Regions from separate parts of the Homo sapiens genome. Here regions 1 and 2 are each linked to region 3. A link is an interaction called in ENCODE POLR2A ChIA-PET data of the cell type or tissue named here. Cell type or tissue: A673. All regions are shown on one strand. Each heading gives the region's core, and the rest is flanking DNA. Links, peaks and the distances in the headings are about the cores only. Region 1 overlaps LOC105374016 (a long non-coding RNA gene). Region 2 has its middle 53 kb from the start of ZPLD1. Region 3 has its middle 80 kb from the start of ZPLD1.

The links. Peaks named below come from ENCODE experiments on the same cell type or tissue, not always from the same donor. Only the 100,000 strongest peaks of a DNase experiment are listed, where the experiment ranks them.
Region 1: POLR2A ChIA-PET joins it to region 3 with 5 read pairs; 2 of 35 experiments call an interaction of 5 or more read pairs at or near these places.
Region 2: POLR2A ChIA-PET joins it to region 3 with 8 read pairs; 3 of 35 experiments call an interaction of 5 or more read pairs at or near these places.

Annotation. Positions count from the first base shown.
Region 1 is chr3:102,603,287-102,611,161 of GRCh38, forward strand. The region is part of intron 9 of LOC105374016 (a long non-coding RNA gene); the gene reads right to left. Among named protein-coding and RNA genes, the nearest start is that of ZPLD1, 170 kb to the left of the region's middle. In A673, for the core only: no CTCF peak of the experiment used is centred there; no DNase peak of the experiment used is centred there; H3K27me3 peaks cover 438 bases.
Region 2 is chr3:102,377,632-102,385,506 of GRCh38, forward strand. It overlaps a transcript of ZPLD1 not described here. Among named protein-coding and RNA genes, the nearest start is that of ZPLD1, 53 kb to the right of the region's middle. In A673, for the core only: no CTCF peak of the experiment used is centred there; no DNase peak of the experiment used is centred there.
Region 3 is chr3:102,511,262-102,519,136 of GRCh38, forward strand. No RefSeq gene overlaps it. Among named protein-coding and RNA genes, the nearest start is that of ZPLD1, 80 kb to the left of the region's middle. In A673, for the core only: no CTCF peak of the experiment used is centred there; DNase peaks (open chromatin) are centred at 1,300, 1,740 and 3,180; H3K4me3 peaks cover 2,138 bases; H3K27ac peaks cover 1,760 bases.

The DNA.
Region 1 (7,875 bases), core at 1,067-6,066, 92 kb after region 3:
ACCGAATTCACTCCTAATGGTTTCAATAAAAAGATTTCTATTAAAGTTCCATTTCAAAGGTATGGACAAGTCAGAGGAATAAATAGGGATGATGAGGACCCAGAAACTCACAAAAGTAAGATTCAGTTAACTTCTCTGAGTTAGAAAGAATAAGGAATGTAAAGACAATTGTTGAAGCCCAATGAGAGCTGGTCTACCATCAGCAGGAGCAGCAGTCCTGGAGATGTACAGCTACTAACAGAGAGGTGATGCCTAGGCCCTTGATCACTTGCTGGTCCCTTCTCACAGGCCTACTTAACTGGAAGCCGACTAACAAATAAGTCTGAGAGATGCAATGCATAGGGTCAGTCTCTTGGGGCAAAGAGTAGGAAAAGAATAGAAAACAATGGATAAGAACTGGCAAATGGAGAATAATCAGCATAGTTCCCAAACAAAACATAGGTTTCTCTTTTATCCATAAAAAGCAAGCCATTTCCTATAACATATTTTGACAAATAATCCTGAAGTGAAATGCTTAATAAAGAGATTCCACCAGCTGAGATTCCTAGGTCTCAAGAGAGAAAAACACCATGTACTCATTTTATTTTTGTTCCTTTTCTTGAATAAGCCCTTGGTAATTAAATGTGGAAAGAAAAAAATATTTCTAATTGCTAATCATATGTTGTAAGCACCAGTTCATTTTACTTGTTGGGCAGTCGCCATATAAAGAATGCTGTGTTTGAGAACACGGCAGTTAGAGATACTAGAGGAGCCACCAGGAGAATAACTAAAAAATAAAAACTATTATTGAATGTTCAATGTGGTGTGTGTGGCTTTTGCAGTACAACACCCATTAAATGATAGTCATGTGGTTAAACCTTATACATATTTTTTCTAAATTTACCCCCTAAGGGGCAAATTACCAGCACAGTTCTGAATAACATTATTGTGGCTATTAGTCTTTGTGTGCATAATTCCCCATCCGCGATGTTTACAATTTTCTCCTTAGTGTTTCTTTGAAAAGTGGCACAATTACAATATTTTCATTATGCTATGGCTTACATAGATAATTAAACAAATAAATATGATCTTACACAATTTATTTTAAATGTTCCTAATCTTTACAAAACTCCCTCATCCTTGGAAGAATGAAGCCATCCAGGATAATTGCAATTTTTACTTTCTGTAAAAAAGGCATCACCTAGAAGATTAACAGAGCTCATCAACTTAAGACATAGCTGCTTATTCTCTTCCAGGGGCATTATCAGAAATTAAACTATTGCAAAGTAATAATAACTTCACAGCTTTGTCATAGGAGTGGTAAGAACAATATATTTTCACATTGGAGAAATTAAAAATGTATTTCTCACAACTTAGTGACTTTATCATTGAGGTAATAATTCAGTTAATTTTAAGTGTTTAGTACATTACTAGGATGAGCTAAAATCTCAACACTTTAGGTGTTTTAACATACACTATTTTTTGAGGTGCTACATCTAGTAAAAGCTGGAACTTAGCTAATATAAGCAAACTTCCAAAAACATCTTGATTTTATTTTCACAGTAATAGAATTTTAGAGCAATCTTGAAGAATATCTTTATTTTACCAATAAAGAAATTGAATCTCAGAAATATTAAAGGGCTTTCCAAGGTCTCACAGCTGGTTTATAGGCAGAGGCAGAATTATAACAGGCAGTCTTCTAACTACCACCACTGTATCATTTCTGCTATTCAGCTTGCTTCTTCCAAAGGTCTTTATACTTTCTCTTTCATTAGTCATTTTTGAGCCTCTACTCTATGCCAAGTACTACTTGAGGTGTTGGGGACAGACAGGTGAGTAAGACATGGTCCCAACCCATACAGAAGCTCACAATTTAGTGAGGGAGTTACGTAGATGGATGCTTGCTGTTTATTAATCATTGTAATTCATGTTTTGAGAACACAGAGGAGGGAATGTTTAGCTCTTTCTCTACCTTTGGATTGATTTCTTGTCCTCAACAAATACAGTCACTGGGACTTCAAATACCAACTCCCTGACCTTAGCAGGTGTGGTTACTGGTTTCTTACACACCATTTCTGCTGGACTTCTGTGTTTGCCTGCCATCTCACCCATCCTGTTTTCCACCCTACTGACTCATGCAGCAGTTGCTGCTTAAGTGCTGCTCTGCTTGATTTGAAAGTTCTAAATCTTCTGCATCTCCAGAAGTGGAAGCTGCTCTCCTGAAGAAGTGAGAATACTCTACTCACAGAAGTTACTGCTTCTTCATTATGCTTCCTAAAGGATTGCTTTGTTCTTTGTGTTTCCCCCTTTCCCCTAACCTCTAGCCCTACCCAACTCCAACCTGCAGAGTGGACTTTCAACAATACCACCTGAGTGTTACACCTTACTGACTCAATGTGCATGACCAATGACATGCATAAGCGTGGTATAGTCTCATGAGTGTACCAAAGATTATGTACCCCAAACACACAAGATATAACTTTTCTTTACATTTTCATATGAAAACCCATCAGAGGAAAAGAGAATGAAAGTGTTATAAAAGAAATAAATGCCTCATGCCTATTTGAATAAGGTTATGTTATGCAGTCAATGATGAACAAAACCACTGTGCTGAAGTCTGCTTTCTCAATAACAATATCTGGGATCCAGGATCAAGGTCAAGGAACCTGAATGCTCTCCTCCTCAGTAAGATTTTCTTCCTCTCAGGGATATCCCACCTGCCTCCCATCCAATAGTAGCTTCCAGAGTAACTTCATTTCTTTCTGTCCTTCATACACTCGTTGTCCTAGAGCTGATATTTGGAGGCTGAATCATCTTCCCCACTTCTCCAGGAAACCCCTCATACCCCTATCCACTAGGGATCACAAGGTGGGGACGTAGAGTAAACTAGTCACAGCATATTGGCCACAAAAAAATAACTTTTTTCTGCAGCATATGGCTAGAGCATTAGAGTAGATCCTACCTTTTCTTCTACCACAACAGGCAGCTTTTGTCTTTGAACAAGTATCCTTTTAACTGTCTTCCCCACAAGGTGGGTATGTAGTCCAAATAAAACTTGAATTGCCCACTGTTAACCAGCTGGGTACTTGCTGATTAACTTCAAATGTGATTGACATTTGTCCTAGAAATTAGTACTGATGCCTCTGGAAAACTTTAAATTTGGCTTCTTTCATTTAACCATGGTTATGTGTGCCTTTCTGTAGTGATATCTACTGATGGCCATTGAAAAAGCTATCATGTGAATTTCTGTCTTATTCATTAGATGTATATGAAAAAGATGTATGCATTTTTGGCACAAAGGTAGAATTTTTAAATTTAAGCATCGTATATAATTATAAAATGTTGTGAAAGATACATTTTAGAAAACATTATAAATAATGTTAGTACTAATACTAATTTTGAGCCTAAGGGAGATGTTATGCATTTGAAATGGCAGGCACTGGGGCTTACCTGAGGAAGTTCCTGTCTCTTACTACTTAGCTATGTGTGTTAGAAACTCCAAGAGCTGGCATGCCAGTTCAGTGATGGGCAGGCTAGTTTTCTTCTCACTGAGGACTGGAAGTAAATAGATGATCCATGGCTTCTCATATCACAAAGCCCTTTTCCAAAGAGGATGAGTGGTTTAGAAGACCTATCTGTGCCCTGATGTCATTAATGCCACCTATAACCTCCACAAGCATGCTGCTATTTAAACAGGACTATTTGCTTGCTCAAGGGAGAAAGCAGAGGTTTTTCTGGACATGTGTAAACTTTCTATGAAGATAATATGATTTACATGTGCATACAAATGGATAAAACAGCCTGTTGTTTAGCCATACTTCAACTGTTTTCTCATTTTCCCTTAAATAACATTCTGTAATCATTTTTCTTCACTTCTGTGGCCTGGCACCTTTGGTTTACTTTAACTATCTCTACTTTTTGACCGAAGTCCCCTTTGATGGTTAAATGCAAAATCAATGTTTGATGATAGATACTTTGTGTTCATTTAATATGTGAATTATATTCCTCTTTGCCTTCTTACTAGATGAGCTATTTGCCATCCGGAGCTTCTTCATTTCCTGTTTCATCCACCAATATTCTCATTTTTTTCTTTATTGGTTTCTTACCTTCCTGACAGTAGAAAAATTTTGTGAAGTTGCATTTAGCATTGCTTTGTATTTTTAATGTCTCTCTCAGCCATTAGCTTGCATTTTGGTTGTTTTTCTAAAATATATATCTTCATTTAAAAGTTTTGTAAAATTTAAGAGAGTTTCAAACTCATTCCCTTTTTGATTTCATGGTTCCCCTTTATTTTCCTTCCATAAGCAGTTTTACTATATAGATTAGAAATTTCAAATGCATCGCAATTACATAATTACTTCTTTTGGAATCTGAATTTTCTCCATTTTAAATTTTTGTCTGAAGGCAGGGTAGGAAAAGATATATGCTTGACTTTCAAAAATAGCGAATTCACAAGTTATATTTAAGCAGCATTATGCAGAGGTGAGAAGACTGGATGTCCAGAGACCTGGTCTCAAGTCATGGTTTTGCTGCTATGAAATTTTGTGTCTTTGGGAAAATTATTTACACTGTTTGAGTCTGTCTCTTTTTCTTAGTGAATGAGATTTGGTTCTTTTCAGCTTTATGATTCTAAATGGAAAAAGCCTTTTGATTTTGCTATATTCTATTAATTGAGAACAAGACAGATGAGAGAGTAAAGGAAGAATTTTGTTGGATACAAATTAAATTGCATCATTTAAATGCTTTGAATGAGATGCCGTGTCACTGAGGGCTGTATTTGGAATGAAGAGATACAATAAGCTTCCGTGAGTTCTAGTTCTTTTCTCTTTTGCTTTATTCTCTACAATTCAAATGTGAATGAAAATCCATATTATTAGAGAAGATCAGTAAAAAAAATTAGCACAAACCATTTGCCGTGTATTGGGAATCAGGAGTAACTAAATAATGGTGTATTTCTCCCATTAAAATTGTCTCCATAACCTTTGCCAGAAATAGCATTTGAGACTAGAAGAGAATTAATGTTCAGTAATTGTTGAATCCTTATTTAAATGTGACTTTCAAATATCTTTCCCAAGAGGAGCACTTAAAAAGATCAATCAAAGCAATAGTGCTAATAATCTGCCATGGGACCTGGGCAGCAGGTTAAGAGACTCACCTCCTATTAATTAGGTGAAGGATTCACAAAATGTGAGGAGTGTACCTGAGCCCAGTATTCATATTCAGAAGCGTGATCTATCCACGAGTGAAATGATATTGGAATTATCAAACATTTAGCCAAATGGAGGAGAAAAAAAAATTACCGTGGCCATAGATTTGAAGTTAATGTAATTGTTTTCTCTTTAATTGGTTAAAAAAAAGTTATATACAACAAAATCATTTTGTCATTCACTAAAAAGCAGAGTGTCTCTGTGTGTGTATGAGTATGTGTATGTCTTTGAAAAGGTAATCCAGGTGTGTTAGGGAACAGTTTCTGGGAGAATACTCAGTCTTAGCAGCAGTTCCTTTTCTAGCTTCGTGCCACCACTTCACTTTTGTCTACAGCACCCATGAATCATCAATCAAATCTTCCATCAGTACCTTGTCTGAGTAGTCCTCCAAGCACTTCAGGGAGTTGCTTAGGGGTATTTAAGACTATAGCGTTGATGTTTGATTCAGTCACTTGGGACATGAGTTTGAAGGAACAGAATGAGAGGTTTAGCAAGGAAAACAGTGGAAAATAGCAGGACTTTTTTTCTCTGGCACTAAGGAAGTCAGGCCATATCTTTTCAGAATCAAAATATTTCCAGAGGCATGATAATCTTTAGCAGTGAGGTGGAACAGCATGATGTAATCACTATACACACACACGTAGAATCCTTTTGTTTTGACTAATCCATTATTGACAGAGGCATAAAAGAATAAATTCTGACTTTGCAGAAACTTTTATTTATCAGCTCTGGAAAATACATAGGATAGAGTCAAAGGCTAAATTTAACAACATTATTTTGAAAATTATTTATAAATATGTCATCTAAAAACTTTTGTCATTAAAGAGACAATGTGCAGCAAAGTCTGAATGAATAAAATAACCTCAATTGCATCTCTTCTCCACCCTAAGAATTGTGTTCCTTTGCGGGGAGCCTCCACTTTCCTTCTCTAAATTCCCCAGGTACTGTTTCATCTCCAGTTCCCTTAGACTTTTGAAGAACACAAAAGGCCTTTATTTTAGCAGGAAGGAGTGAAGAAATCTGTTAAGGTGAATCAGGTCTTTTTGTTTTGTTTTGTTTTGTTTTGTTTTGTTTGAGACTGAGTCTCGCTCTGTCACCAGCCTGGAGTGCAATGGCATGATCTCGGCTCACCGCAACCTCAGCCTCCCAGGTTCAAGCGATTCTCCTGCCTCAGCCTCCCAAGTAGCTGGAATTAGAGGCATGCACCACCATGCCTGACTAATTTTGTATTTTTAGTAGAGATGGGGTTTCAGGTCTTTTTAATGTTGTGAAGAGATCAGATCAGTGTGAAACTAGAAGATAAGAATAATGCAAGTGACACCTGCAACCACAACAAATGACCTCAATTGTCTAACAAGGCAGTGTGGCCATGATGATGGAGGTGCTTCTGATTAAGAAGTCAGCGGGTCTGCAGAAGTGGTTTCCTATGTCAATTTAAACTAGCTCTTGTTCATGCAAAATCAATTCACACTTCTCCTGAAGAACCAGCTTTTGTGGTAGGCTGTGATCTTAATTAGGAATCACAAAGCCCCTTCTGTTCTTTGTCAAATATGCTTAAAATAGGATTGCCTGAGCTTCAGGGATTTTAGAGTTATTACGATGGCTGGGGTCCACCTTATTTCTTTTATTTTCCTACAGTCAGATTTTTGCCTGCTAATATTTTTAGACTGACAAAGAATCCTTGACTAAACTGGAGTCAGTCTTCTCCAAGTTCTCTTTCTGATTAGGCTCTATACTTGGTCTTTGTCTTTGGTGTGTTTAGTCCAGTTTTTGCATGAATCCTGTTGAATCAGTTCAATGAAAAAATCTCCCAGCCTCAATATCTGATCAAATTTCTTATCCCTCACTCTCAATATCACCCTGGCCTACCTTGAGCTGGAATCTCCCTAGCCTTATATTACCTCATACTAATTTTTCACCAACTGATCCCCACCTGTCCTTGTTGTATTTAAAGTTGAGCTTGATCTCTCTCCTATTAACAAAGGCACCACTGCAGTCGTCCTCTTCTTGGATAAAGTTTTCTTTACCATCTTTAACAAGTGTCTGAAGGATTTTTCTTTAATGAAACCAAGGCAGAAATAAAGTTGAGTATGTACAAGAGGTTCATACCCTTGCCTTTACAAGATAAGGAGTCTTACCCTTGACCTCATGAAACACTGAAATTCTTTTATGTGTCAGGCCAACACTAGAGACTAGGAATCTAAGATGAGCAGTTCTTATATCCATAAAATATGCCTATACATAAAAGATGACAATGTTGAATTTTACCTGAGCCATGTACTTCTGGAAAACAGTGAAGGTTAAAGAAATCAGAAATCCCCTGCAGAGGGGAAAGATTTTCTTTCTCCACCTATCACAAGGTTCACGGCTGAAATCTCTATTAACTAAAGACAGATTAACAAGAGAAACACATACACATTTATTTAATATAAGTTTTACATGACACAAGAGCCTTCAGAAATGAAGACTCCATGAAATGGGAATCTGTGTATTTTTATGCTAAGTTTGATAATGGGTGGTCAGTCATGCAGAACTGTAATTGAACAGAGAGGGTATGATCTAATGGTAATAAACTGGGGGGTATCTTAGTCAATTTTCTGCTGCTAAAGCAGAATACCACAGACTAATTTATTTAAAAAAAATAAGTTTTATTTGGCTTATAGTTCTGGAGGATGGGAAGTCAAAGAGC
Region 2 (7,875 bases), core at 1,209-6,208, 130 kb before region 3:
GATTTTCACATCATGTGGACCTTGAACATTCTAAACACAGAGCCAAGAAGGAAGTGTTGCTGATAGCTCATTAACATTTAGGACACCTACACAACACCAGTTCATGTTAGAAATATGCAAACAGGATCCAATCCTGGTTAAGTATTCAATGGAAGTGATTTATCAATCAATACGAGTATCAAATAGGTAAAATGACAGCATATGAAGCTACATAAAGGTATGAGGAAGAATATCCAATAACACAGCACTAAATCTCATAAAATTTCACTCCAGATCAAAGCATCAGCCCACAAACATTACAGTTCACATGGGGCTGCTGTGTCAAAAGCAGCAGCAATTATGCACCTACCAGACATTGGAAGAAAACCCAGCGGGGAGCACAAAAAATGGGTCTATTTGCTAAATCACAATTCACCCCAACCCAGGGGAGTCTAAGATAAAACCCACTAAATGGAGGAAACACAATAACATTGAATGTCTTCACCATTATCAAGGCCATTAAAGGGATGTGAAAAGCACAACAGCAAACCACATTCATTAATAGTAAACTAGCCTTCGAGAAGGCCATAAGAACTCAGTCTCATAAGTAACTAGATGTACCTTAATTTAATTTAATTGGAAGGAGAAGTAGAAAGTATAAAACATTAATCACCATCTCAGGAATGATTTATTTTGCACGTATGCCTGCAGGGACAAGGAAAACTGTTTACTTTTGGTAGTCTTCCAATGCTTGCTTCCTTCCGTCTTGATCATCAAGAGGCTGCATTCATACATCTTCTGTATGTCAATAGTCGACAGGTCCTGACATGGCCATCCTCTGCTTTTGTTTTTGTTTGTGCAGCCAGAATCCACTAACATTCATGGGCAAATGGTGGTGAGTCTGGGATTTGCGATAATGCTATTATGCATCAGATCTCTGGGCCAAAAAAACTGATCTACAGACTGTACCAGATGCTCATGCTATTATTCCCTGCCCCCATTATATAGGAATGGGCGGGCCCCTTTCTAAGAAAACGTGCCTTTCATCAGAAATCTGGCATTCTGAATTTCCTGACTGACACAGGTCAGTACATATATTGTGTTCCAGGAGTTGAGGAAATCATTTTACCTTTAAGAGTGATTCAGTTGTTGATCTAAGATATTGAGAAAATATAACTTCCACAGTCAGCTTTTTAACCTACTTAGGTCGATTTGTGTCAAGGTTTTTGAAAGTAAACAAAAACTTTCAAACATAAAACTAAATCGAGCTATCCAGGAAATAACAACAATTTCATCCATACACAGACCACCATGTATACACCATACACTAGTAAAATACAGCATAGCAAACCTGAAGTCCTGGGGGAATGCAGAGATGAGCTTAGATGTAGTGGAATGGCACTGATTTAACCTGTTTAAAAAAAAATCAGAAAATACCCCAAAATAAAACTTAATCATAGAAAATAATTTATGAAGAACTGGTATTAGGTAATTGCTTGCTACTCAATTTTCAAAATGACCAACTCCAAAATACAATTTTTTGCTTCAGCCTTGCTGAAACTCATGTTTTGGGTGGAAGTATGCAAATTACATGTATTCCACAATGCACATTTTTAATTGTATACAAATAAAAATCTTTCCTCTTACAGCTTTTGAGGAGATTATAAACATATTGTAACTACCCTATTATTGCTCAAGATGCTGTTACAACTCTCATGAGATATAACCTTTAGAGAATTTCCTCCTGAAAAACTTCAGCAGAGGTTATTTTCATTTTGTTGGGTTTGATGCTTTGGAAGAGGACAGAAGGAATTCTGAACCAAACCTGATATTAAATTGAGGATCAGGATAGATGGGACCATATAATTTATACTGATAGATCTGGTGTTTTGTACAGTTTGTAAAGTAGCTCTGAAAAAAATTTCCAGAATGAATTCTAATCAAGTTTTGAGTAACAGCAACCTTCATTGGAATGAGTTGTTAGTTCTCAGATATATGAATTCATTTTTGAAGAACAGCACTCACTGAGAACCATTTTTCAGTATGTTTGCTAAAAACTCACTTACCTAAAAATTATTCAGTGTAGCAGGAAACCAAAAGTTAGACATTGAGCTGAGGCTGTCTGATACGAACTTTCAAACTTTCCCTAATCTAGAACTAGTGATGTTTTGCTCAGGGATGAAATCTGTTTCCTGAATTAATTCATATTACCCTGGAGCTATGTGTTAGAAAGCAACAACATCTTTTGTGCTTATAGTTAGTAAACTTCAACTCAAATTAAAAGTAGTATCAGTGTGCCAAAAATCATTGCAGGATGCAATGATTGCTCATGAGAGTAAACCTAATCTTTTATTAAAATGATACTGAGCACTTTTTACTTCCCAGGAAAGGAAGTCAGGTTTATTCTCTGTTGAAAATAAGAAAAATATTGCTGCTTCCAAACTACAGGTAGGATTAAACACTTTAACAACACATCTAAAAAATGTTTACCCATTAAAAAATTCTAAAGTGCTTTTTAGAGTAGCAGAACTAGAATACCCTAAAAAGCACAAATTGAGAGTTAACAACAGTGTCAAAGTAAGACACACAACCAGTATTTCTCTGGATAAGCTAATGCCCATTTTGCCAAAAATCTAAAAATTCTCACTTTCTTCACCCAAATGTATTCAATTTCCTAACAAGGATGTTTCATATAGCCTTTGTAAATTAGTGCTCTTGATCATCCTGTGGTACCTGTTATTGGTGTCCTGTCCAGCTCTGGCTTCTTGTGGGAAAGCTTCTATGCGTGCTAGAAGCAAAAGTGGCAGCTGGACCAGTCAAGTCTGTGGAGTGCCTGGCTACTGTCCCTAGTGCTCGCTCAAGTCTCACAGGGATTGCTGACATTGCCATTGCTGACACCTTAAACTTCTTAAGGAGATTCTGTTGGGAGGAAGAAAACTTACTTTGCATTCTTTCTTTGGTAATGCCCCATTCTAGGCCTGGAGCAAGAGCACAAGGACTAGGCTGAACATCAATTTGAGTGACATTTTCAATGCTCAGCCTCACCTTGCCATCCTCATCCTGGATTCATAGCTTTGATCTTTTACTGATGAGTTACTTCTTCTCCCTGAAAGGACTTCTCAACGCCCTGGACAAATGTCCTCAATCTGAACCTTGGCTGTTCTGTACCACCAGTAATCTGGAGCAGACATGCCTAATCCTGGACAAAACAACCTGACCCTTGATATAGTGGTTTCCATTAATAAGCTAGCTCTTTACTTACCATGGCTTTGTAACATCAACATTGTCACTACCTATGAAGATTTTTACTTTAACCACTTAAGGCTACAAGTCAGATAAATTGTAACAAAAATTTTATTATAATAGCAAATGCTAACGTTTGTTTTCCTATTGTAGGCCCTACATGGTTCTACATTGCATTTTACATTGATTAACTCATTTAATCTTTGCAATAATTTTTTAACATGGGTACCATTATTTCCCTCATTTTACTAACGAAGACACGGGCACACGGAAATTAAATAATGAGTTCAAGCTCACACTAACTAGATTCAGAGCCTCAGCGTCTGATGACTAGCAAGAAAGGGGAAAGAAGAGGAGTGAAGTTTGCCTTCATTTTATTTTGTTCTCTAGTGTTACTTTCAAAAGCAGATAAGTAGAATTAAAAAATATTTCTCTCTCATTCAAATGATAATGCTAACCAGCACAAAGGTCATGCCTGTTTACTCTCTCCATGGTATCTGAGACACCTAGTCTACCTCTAGTACAAAACACACACTCTATAAATATTTGTGAGATGAATGAATGATGTAAAAACTTTTAGTTGCTTTTTCTTATGTGACCTTCATTCTTTTTTTTATTTGTCTTGTTCTTGTCAACTCGTGTGAGCTTATTTTAATTTACTGTAAAGAACTGAAAAGTATCTGGATTAGAGTAATTTAATAATCCTTGTCAATAACTCACACAGCCTTCTGTGGCTGTCATTGCCAACAGCGGATTGGGGTTGGTTGGGTAATGAATCAATTAAGAGGGTATTTTCCTTATGGGATATCATCAACCAGACTCCTCTAAGGTGTGTAATTAGGGGCACATTGAAATGTGGAATCCATATCTAGCTGGATGAGTCATAATTTTCACTGCTTCTGTAAGGTTCTTTACTGTATACTATTTTTTAAATTATTTCTTGCAGTGAGAATAATTTCAAAAAATAATCTCTTGTATGTTGTCAAAGCTGACAACACTGATGGAACTATGTGAGTTACATGAAATATGCTCATAGGGTGAGTTGCAAAGCTACTTAATGAGTAGTACATATGAAAGTCATGCTAGTCTGTGACTCCTCAACCAAACCATGGCCATGTGGTACAAACTGTATTTTAGTTCTGATCTCGGTATTTGGTTGATTATTAATCCTATAACTCAATCCTAAACTAATTAATCATAAAACTTGATTTGATTATTAATCCTATAACTTGTTAAATGTTTATACATTTTGGCCATCTTCAACTTCTTGGTTCTGAGACATCATGCTAACCACGTTCATTAAAAGAATAATGAAATGGCTTCATTTTACACAGTTCTTACTTTTAAACACTTTGATACCACTTAAAATTTAAAGACAAATGTTAAGATGAATATGTTAAAACTTTAAGACAGTACTTATAATTATTCTTGGGATTTGACCTTGATAATTCACTTATGCTTACTGTGCCCTCTTCTCCACTTGCAAATGAAGTGACAGTCTCGATCCACTTTCCAGAGGAGTCAACAAAAATGATTAATTGAGGCCAGGTGCAGTGGCTCATGCCTGTAATCTCAGCACTTTGGGAGGCCGAGGAGGGCGGATCACCTGAGGTCAGGAGTTAGAGACTAGCCTGGCCAACATGGTGAAACCCCATCTCTACTAAAAATACAAAAAAAAAAAAAAAAAAAAAAAAGAAAATCAGCCGAGTGTGGCGGCACACGCCTGTAATCCCAGCTACTCAGGAGGCTGAATCAGGAGAATTATTTGAACCCGGGAGGCAGATCTTGCAGTGAGCCAAGAATAAGCCATTGCACTCCAGCCTGGATGACAAGAGTGAAACTATGTCTCAAAAAAAAAAAAAGATTAATTGAGCCTTATAGAGTACCTTAAAATATATAATTGCTTTGGATATAGGCAAAGCAAATAACAAATTCTAAAGACATGTTTAAGCATAACTGGATGAAAAACTCAGGATGCAAATAGGGACCTGCTAATGCTGAACAAGGCAGAACATATTTTTGTGTCAGTTTTACTATTTTAAGTAAAGACTATTTAATTATAAAAATCAATTTAATCAGCAATAGAGTGATTTTACTTTAGTGTCTAATTGTAGGGGTGCTCCATAGCACAATTATAACCTCCTGTTGTGCTCAGCTCAGGACCAACTGTAATAAAATGTGACGATAGAGCAGTTCCCTTGATTAAAGCACTTTAATAAATAAATGATAGCTAGATGAATTTACCAGCTAGGAGGGAAAAGGAGCAGATGAAACTGTAAATCCTATAAGAACAGCTTTATTATTCAAAAAAATTTTATGGATTATTTAAATTGTGCTCTCTAATTACAATGGCTGATAATGTTTCATTTTGTTTAATAGCATTTGTTTTGATTGTATCATTATCACAATTAACAAGTTGCTCCAATATCTACCTTACAGTATCTTCCCAGTAATGTGAAGGATAATTGGATCTATGTGAATGTGCTTTTCTTTTCTGTCCCTAGGAGGAGATCATAATAGTCAGAAATCTGGAGAAGTTCCACTTGTAGAAAATTTATATTTCATAAGTACCTTACCCCACTCAAAACATTTAAGATTTATCTATTAACAGTTTAATATTACACGTCCACCCATTCTAATTGCTCCCTCACAAATTTTAATGATTACACTTTTCTTTGGCAGTATAGCAGTAGAGATAAATTTTCAATTTTTTCTTCTTTTTTGGTAAATCCACTGCAGTGTAGAGATAATTTTAAAAGATTTCAGTCTTCTCACATACAAGAATGTTGGGGAAACCTCTGAGCTGACCTGGGATCCCAGTCTTCCAGCTCTGGTTTCAGAGGTTATAAATGGGGACAGCCCTCACTTTCTCTCTTGCTTTGGATGGTCCCTTGGAGCTGATATTTATTTGTGCAACTTTCCTTGGTTGATTTCAGGGTGAAAAAAAAAGTCACTGTAACAGGAGTCAAGAAGGGGCTTAGAACCTAGTCATGTGAATATTTTCAAGTTTTTCTTGCCTTGTGTTTTTTCATCAAATGAGGGTAGGTGTGTGCATGTGTGTGTGTGCGTGTGTGTGTGTGTATGTGTGTACTGTAATTATATTATAATCACGACCAAGTAAAACATCCTTCACCAGCTTTCATAGAGTAACTGCAGTTCCTGTAGAAGGGAAAACGGTGTTGTGCTATAGTAAAAAGGATATGGGCTTGGTATTGAGAACATTTGAGTTAAAATTCCAGCTGTGGATTCACAGATAATTAACTTTTATTTGCTTTGCAAATTCACTAAACCTATCTGAATTTGTTTTCTCATCTGTAAAATGGGAATAATACAAACCTCAGAGGGTTGTTGTAAATATTAAGTATATAAAGTATATGGAATATTATATGCTTGTAATAAGTTGTGTTCTCTTCTGCTTCTTTGTATTCCATTGTGGTGGCTTACCACAAACACAGGAATATGAAAAAAAATAACATTGCAGCAGAACTATCAAAATAAGAATAATACAAAGGAAGATAAAACAATTAGGCTAAAGAAATGCCTAATCTTTTTTACTGTGACTAATTGTAGTACTTAGCTATCAGGTTCTTAATGGACAAGGGGACAAGAGAAACACACTAGGTTATATTATTGCCACTAGCTGAGAAAAAAAAAGACAGATTTTTTTTTTCTGGACCAACATATTTAAAATTCAGTATTAAGTACTTTTACTTTTATTCTGTATCTCAGATTTCATTAAGTTTTTACTTAAAAGTTGAAGATGGATATTCCTGTGATACAAATATGGCCACCTCTTTTTTTTTTTTTTTTTCCGAGATAGAGTCTCGCTCTGTCACCCAGGCTGGAGTGCGGTGAGTGGCTCGATCTCAGCTCACTGCAACCTCCGCCTCCTGGTTTCAAGCGATTCTTGTGCCTCAGCCTCCTGAGTAGTTTGGACTACCGGCGTGTACCACCAGGCCTGGCTATTTTTTTTTTTTTTTTTTACATTTTTAGTAGAGACGGGGTTTTGCCATGTTGTCCAGGCTGGTCTCAAACTCCTGAGCTCAGGCAATCTGCTCGCCTCAGCCTCCCAAAGTGCTAGGATTACAGGCGTGAGCCACTGCACTGTCCGCACCTCTTTCTTTAAAAAAGGCACTGCTAGCAAATAAAGGGAATCTTGGTAGAAGATGTTTGCAAGGTTTGCACTGAAGCTTATTCTATTGTAGAAACGATAGAAAAAGAAAAGCTGACTAAATGAAGAACATATGACCAGCTGATGCTTGTTTTCTTTCAGTTCAGTGAATTCGGGACTCAGTAACTCCATTAGTGACTGCACCCACATAGACCTTTTTCTAAAAGTCTCCACATTTGTCCAGTTGTTTCCTCCTTGGTCCAATGCCAACGCTCCGTCAATGCTATTGCCACCCCCATTCTGCCTCTTCCAAAAGCCTGCATCAGTCATGGAGTCCTCTTCACCTGAAATAAGTAAGTGTGAAGACTTTTGATTTTGACAGCACTCACCCACAACTGGTACTACAATTATAAAGAAAGGTGTAATGTTTTAAACTTTCTGACATACATTAATCTTTGGATTTTTCCAATGAGTAATTGGAATTCCTGGAGATTTTCAGGAATTCTACAAAACATAAATAATCCTTGAAATACATTCCTTGT
Region 3 (7,875 bases), core at 930-5,929:
GGAGGAAATCCCTGTAAAACTCAAAGTTTCTTTGGAAACATGTATAAAATAAGATTTATTCATGAGTATTCAGAAACATGAAAACATTGGCACCAGGAGTCTTCCAACCGGTTTGGTAACAATAAAAGGCATGCAATATACACACCTAGAATTCTTGAAAATCTAAAATAATTCATCCTTGCTTTGTTCAAGTTGTCAATGGATGAGAAGACAGATATATACTAGCATAGAAATAGATAATCATAATAAAACAAAAAATGAATAAGCAACAATTGTGATGCTCACAAAGAATTTAACAGTGTTCTGATCTTTGGATCACAAGGCAACGCAAATAAAAATCAACTGAATACATGTTTTCCTCAAGGAGTCAACATTTCTTGTAGAATCTAACGGGATAGAGCCCACTAAATGTATTTTTTGGGACCAAGTCATCTTTGAAGGGATTTTCTGCTATGTTCTGAAGCTGATGTATTCCTGCTTTGACAAAGCTCTTTCTCATTCTGGACCTTTCAGTAGGGAAACTCTCCCCATTCTCAAATTCTAATTCCGCATTGCAACACAGGATGAGTTAAGAAATTTTTCCAACGCCAGACACAAGAAGTAGCAGCACTGAAGCAATTCTCCTGGCATAAAAGGCAAAGTGAATCTTTGATGCTTTTGGTAAAGTCCCTAGGTGATGGTATTTATAAAACATTTGAAGCATAAGAATTTCATGAATTTCTAGGGCACTTAATTGTGCTATAAACGGTGAAACTAGCATCAAATTATATTTAGGTTGCTGATTAGGCAACTTTGGTAATTAATTTCTGGAAAGAAAACACTTTACAATAAAGCAATCTATAACTAAGTAATGTTATATTTAGGCTAGTAATAGGAAACTTTCTTTTTCTTTCTTTCTTTTTTTTTTTTTTTTTTTTTTGAGACGGAGTCTGGCTCTGTTGCCGAGGCTGGAGTGCAATAATGGCACGATCTCGGCTCACTGCAAGCTCCGCCTCCTGGGTTGACGCCATTCTCCTGCCTCAGCCTCCCGAGTAGCTGGGACTACAGGAGCCCGCCACCAAGCCCGACTGATTTTTATATGTTTTTAGTAGAGACAGGGTTTCACCGTGTTAGCCAGGATGGTCTCGGTCTCCTGACCTGGTGATCCACCCGCCTCGGACTCCCAAAGTGCTGGGATTACAGGCTTGAGCCACCGCGCCTGGCCGTAATAGGGAACTTTCAAATGGGGAAGAAAGTGGGGAGGATTTTCTTATGTACCCAGGAAGTCCAATGCAGTCACAAACTGTGGCACAGTTCCAGTTTTACCAGCCAGAAGAACCCAGGAACAGATTAGAGAAGAAAGGAAGACATTTATAAAGATAGGCAACTGAAAGGATTGGCTCAAAGAACGCTTTAGCATGTTGATGTGGCAGTTTTTACAGTCATGGCAAATGATTAATTTCAGGTTCTGATAGTTTGTCATTTTAAAAACAAGCTCAGGGGCAGAATTTTCTTCAGAAAGACATGTATAATTTTCACTGACATTCTCTTGCAATAGGTTCCCTCTAGTTAGGAAATTTCTATGGAGTATAATCTAATTGTAGCGAGATAAAACTACCTTGTGATGTATCCATTAATATGCCAATGCATATTTGTGTTATTTGAAACTTAGAATTCAGTGACTCCTCAAGTTGAGTCCTTTTCTCTGAGGTCTTTACTGCCCTTCTTAGTGGTTGCATTAATGATGACTCATCCCCTTTAAGTGATTATGAGAATGGCAGAGAAAGCTAAGAGGCAAAATGTAAAGCTCTCTTGATTTCAACAGTATGCAAATAATTTCATATATAATGGACTCCCTATGTATTGTCCTTTGTTCCCTGTACTCCATGATTTGCTGCCCCATTTATTTTTTTTAAAGTAAAATAAAGTGAATAGTGAAAACTAAATGCAAGTAGGTCCTTACAAAATTAAGTTGCACAACGAAGAGAATAAAAATAAAAAAATTCCAGGCTTATGTTTACGTATTTGGTGAAATAATGTAACTAGAGCAGGGAATTCCTGCCCAATCAAGAAGATTTACGATTGTTTCATGAAACAGCTTTATAGATGGTTAGCATAGTTCAGACTAAAGCATTCACCTTTATCTTGCATGGACAATAAGTGCTAAATGATACAAGGTCCAAATTTGCTTTTTCACAATCCAAATTCACTGAAATATTTGATTACCAAAGCTCCACTTAATTGTGTGTTGGCGGGAAACAGAAGAGGAAGATGAAGCTTTTCAGAACAAAAATCCATCTGCCACCAATAATAGCCTTTGTGTTTAAAAAGCAGTCAGTGACAACATGACTTTTTCTCTATATACTAGGTTTGTATTTTTGCTTGTTGGGAAGAATGGCATTTAAAAAATTAACATATTATCAGAACATGATGCAACGAAATTAAATTATATGGACTTCATTAGGAGATAAGAGAAAAATATAATATGTTCAATGTAGGACCTCCCAACCTTGATCACATCCTATGTTTCAAATATAAATTAAAAGATTTTGGTGATATTTAGCTTTGTAGTAATAATGACTGGAAATGTTAACATCAATAACTTATTGCTGTATAAACCACATTTGAAAAAATATCTCTTTGAGACAATATTACTTTGGCTGTTAATTCAAATGAGCAGGAACAAATGAGGCATTTATGCAATAATTTTTTTCTTAAATCAAGCTAAATTTCATTAAGAAATGATTCCTCCAAAATGAGCTTTCTACAATTAAAAATAACTTAGACTAGAGATAATTTATTTGACAAAAATATATTCTATTTTCACTTATACATTATATGAAACAAAAATAAATTTGCTGTTAACGCTCCTTCACTCATAACAGAAGCAAATTACATCTAATTAATGGAAATATTTTTTTCTTCCAAGAAGTTTCAACCATCAAACAAGGGGGTAGAAAAGTGAAACCTAAATCTGTTTGATTAAAAGAAAAAAAAAGAATTTCCTCCCCATCTTATGATGCTCATCCCATATACATTTTTTTCCACTATAACTGCAATTTGGCTCTCAGTTGTTTTCAAGTCAATTAGAGAAACTTGACTACGTTACTTTAAATCAAATACAAGGACTGAGTGATTCAGTGGATTAAATCAAGGACAGGAAACTGGGTAATTGCAGTACTAATCTCAGCTTTGCCTAATTATCCATGACCTCTTGGCAGTGATATTGTCCCTTGTGGGTTTGTGAGGGGTGTTCCTCTACCTCCTATCTGTAGCTGTTGCTGCTTAGAAAACAATGAATATCCTTTTCCCAATTGGAATATCTGAATTTTATTAAATTATGTTGGCACCTTTGTTGTAATCACTTGATTTATATGTGTCAGCCTATTTTTAAACTCTGTATTCTTTTCCATTGGTCTGTATTCCTGCCTTTATGCTAATACCACAGTCTTCGTTATCATGTCTTTAAAATCCAATAAATCATCCAATTTTGTTCTTTCTCAAAATTATTTTGCCTATTCTAGGTTTTTATATTTCTAGATGAATTTTAGAATCAACTTGTCAATATCTGAAAAATAAAAAGCCTGTTGGGATTATGTTTGTGATTGTGTTGAATGTATAGATCAGTTTGGCGAGAATGGCCATCCTAATAATATTGAGCTGATTAATCCATGAACAAGTTGTATTTTATTTTATTTAGATCTTTACTTTCACCCTGCAATGTTGTGAAGTTTTTACAGTAGGGTTTACAAATATCTTTTATCAAATTGACCCCTAAATATTTTGTATTTTGGATGATGTTGTTTTTAAATTTCAAATTTCAGATATTTATTGCTGGTCTGTAGAATATAGTTGATTGTTTTATATTGGACTTTCATATTGTAAACTCTAAATTTATTTATTAACGTAGTACTTTTTCTGAGACGTTCAAAAAGGATTTTCCTCGTAGATAATCATACTGTCTGTGAATAGAAACTTTATTACTTCTTGGTTTTCAACATGCATACTTTATTTTTTCTTGCCTTGTTACATAGATAAGGCCTCCAATACAATGAAATGATGCTTTTGCCTTTGTTCCTAATCTGAAGAGAAAGGAGTTATTCTTCCACTATTAAGTTTTATGTTACTTGATGACCTTTTAGAAAATGTTCTTTATTAGATGAGAAAGTTTGTTTCTACTTTTTTTTTAATCAGCGGGTTTGGATTTAGTCTGATATGGTTGGGCTCTGTGGCCCCACCCAAATCTCACCTTAAATTGTGATTTTCATAATCCCCACGTGTCAAGGGTTGGACCAGGTGGAGGTAATTCAATCATGGGGGCAGTTCCCCCATGCTGTTCTCATGATGTGAGTGAGTTCTCACAAGATCTGATAAGGGCCTCTTTCCCCTTGGCTGGGCACTTCTCCCTATTGCCTTGGGAAGAAGATGCCTTGCTTCCCCTTTGCTTTCTGCCATGATTGTTAGTTTCGTGAGGCCTCCCCAGCCATGCTGAACCGTGAGTCAATTAAACCTCTTTACTTTATAAATTACCCAGTATCAGGCAGTACTTTAGAGCAGTGTGAAAATGGACTAATACAATTCAAATGCTTTTTCCGGATCTTTTGAAATTATCATATGATATATCCTCATTCTGTAAGTATGACAAATTATATTAATTAATTTTTAAGATGTAAAAACGAACTTTGCATTCTTTGTCATGGTGTATTATCCTTTATATTTATATTGCTGAAATTGATTTTCTACTACTTTTGAGAATTTTTGTGTCTTCGTTATGACACAAAAGTTTTCTTTTCTTATAATATCTCTTAAAGTTTTGGCATAAAGGTAATGCTGACTTCATAAAATGATGTGGGATTTTTCTCTGCCTGTCTTTTAAACAAAAATTTGGGTAAAATCAGTATTATTTTTTCCTTAAATTTCCTATTTAATCTAAGTTATCAAATGTACTATCATAAAATTGTTCATATTATCTTGTTATCCATTTAATATCTATAAGAGTGAAAGATATCTGTTTTTATTCTTGATGATTGATCATTTGTGGCTTTCTCCCTTAACACTGTGAGTTTATCAGTTTACTATTATTTGCCAAGAACAAACTTTTCACTTTTAAAATTTTCTATTATGTTTGCTTTTTGTTTATTTGAGTTCTATTCTTATCTTTGTTTCTTTCCTCTCATTTATGGATTTCATTTTTTTCTAGCATCTTAATATGAAATATTAGATCACTTTAAATCATTTTATCTAATAGAGGTATTTAAAACTATAATTTTTCTTCTAAATGCTGATATAGGTGCTATTTTTCATCATCCTTCAGTTTGAAGTTTTCTTTAATTTCCTTTGTAATTTCTGCTTTGGTTTATGGGTTATGTGAAGTGTATAATTTAAGTTCCAAGTAATTTGGAATCGTTTTCTATATATCTTATTGTTTTGATTAAGTATTTTATTTTAATGGTCAGGGAACATATTTGATGACTGAAGTCTCTTGAAATATATTCAGAAATATTTTACTGTCCAGCATATGAGTCTTCTTGGTGAGTGTGAGTAATTGCAGCTCTCCAAAATTCATATGCTGAAATGCTAACTCTTAGTGTGATGGTATTTGGAGGTGGGACCTTTGGGAGGTGATAATTAGGTCATGAGGACGGAGCCTCCACTAATGGAATTAGTGCCTTAAAAATAGTTCCCAGAGAGCGGGACGCGGTGGCTCACGCCTGTAATCCCAGCACTTTGGAAGGCAAAGGCGGGCGGATCACGAGGTCAGGAAATCGAGACCATCCTGGCTAACACGATGAAACCCCGTCTCTACTAAAAAAAATAGAAAAAATTTGCAGGGCGTGGTGGTGGGCGCCTGTAGTCCCAGCTACTCTGGAGACTGAGGCAGGAGAATGGCATGAACCCCGGAGGCGGAGCTTGCAGTGAGCCGAGATCGCGCCACTGTACTCCAGCCTGGGGGACAGATCGAGACTCCGTCTCAAAAAAAAAAAAAAAAGTTCCCAGAGAGCTCACTTGTCCCTTCTGCCATGTGAGGGGACAAAGAGAAGATGGTGCTCTATGAACTAACAAGTGGGCTGTTGCCAGACACAGAATTTGCTGGCACTTTGATCTTAGACTTCACAGCTTCCATTACTGCACGAAGTGAATTTCTGTTGCTCATAAGCCACAAAGTCTATGGTAATCTGCTATGGCAGTCCAAACAGACTAAGACAGTTGTATATTAAGGAATTTATGACAAAAAAGTAGTATTTTATATTTGCCTCTTTATCTACCATTTATAGTGCTATTCCTTTCTTCTTATTGATTTGCGTTTTTTCCTATCATTGTTTTCCTTCATTCTGGAGAATATACTTTTATATATATATTTTATATATATTATAATGTGAAATATATAAATATATTTTACGTGTATATTTTTATATAAAATATATTTTCCATAATATATTAATATTTTATTTTATATAATATAAAATATATTTTACATATAAATGTGAAATATATGGATATAAGTATATTTTATGTTTATATATTTATATTTATATTTATGTCACATATATATACTTTTTTTGTTTTTGTTTTTGAGACGGAGTTTTGCTCTTGTTACCCAGGCTGGAGTGCAATTGCACAATCTTGGCTCACTGCAACCTCTGCCTCCTGGATTCAAGCGATTCTCCTGCCTCAGCCTACTTACTGAGTACCTGGGATTACAGCCATGCGCTACCACGCCTGGCTAATTTTTTGTATTTAGTAGAGACGGCTTTCACCATGTTAGTCAGGCTGGTCTGGAACTCCTGACCTCAGGTGATCCACCTGCCTCGGCCTCCCAAAGTGCTGGGATTACAGGCATGAGCCACTACGCCCAGCCCTTTTATATTTCTTATTGTAAAGTCCTACTGATAATAGATTTAATTTATATTGAAATGTATTTATTCCATTATTGTTTCTGAAGGATATTTTCACTGGACACAGAATTTTGAATTGATAGTGTCTTTTTTCCTCTGAGTGTTTAAAAAATATCCTTCCATTATCTTCTGATTTTCATATTTCTTTTGAAAAATTATCTAAAATTTGTATCATTGTCAGCTGTCAAGTACATTGGTTTCTCTCTGCATGCATATAAAGTCTCTTTTCTCTGTTTTCAAGAGTTTGTATTAGCTTTTTAGTAGCTTATGATGTATGTGGGTACTTTCTTTGTATTTATTCTATTTTGCATTTGCTGAACTTATAGGTCTATAAGTCAATGTTTGTTTGTTTTTTCCATCAAAATTGGGAATAATTTGGCCATTATTTCCTCAGACACTTTTTCCTACATTCACAATCTACTGCTGAGATTCAAATTAAATATCTGCTAGACCATATGTATATATTATTCAAAGGTAAATATTGCTCTGTTCCGTTTTCTTCAATCTTTTTCTTACTGTTTTTGAGATTGGATAATTTCTATAGACCTATTATCAAATTTTCTAAGTTCCTCTTCAAGATCTCTCATCTGCTGATATTCAGGAATTTTTTAAAAGAGTTTCATTTACTTTTCAGTTTTAGAATTTCAATTTGTTCCTTTAATTTTTTGGTTTTAAATTTCCATTTTGTTGCAAAGGATCCCTTTCAGTATACTAATTAATGTTATATATTTCTGTAATTCTTTGAACATCTTGTCCTTGAATTCTTAGAAAGTATTTATAATAGCTCCTTTAGCATCTTTGTTAAAGTTGACATTATGCCTATTACAGGGCTGATTTCTATTAACTGCTTTATTGCATTAGTATCACATTTTCCTATTTCTTTGAATATCTCACAAATTATTACTGTGTACTACACATTTTGGATAATGGATTGTAAAGAATATAAATTATTCTGTCTTACTCTAAGTGTCCTGGTGTTCATTCTAGCAAAAAAGGTAAT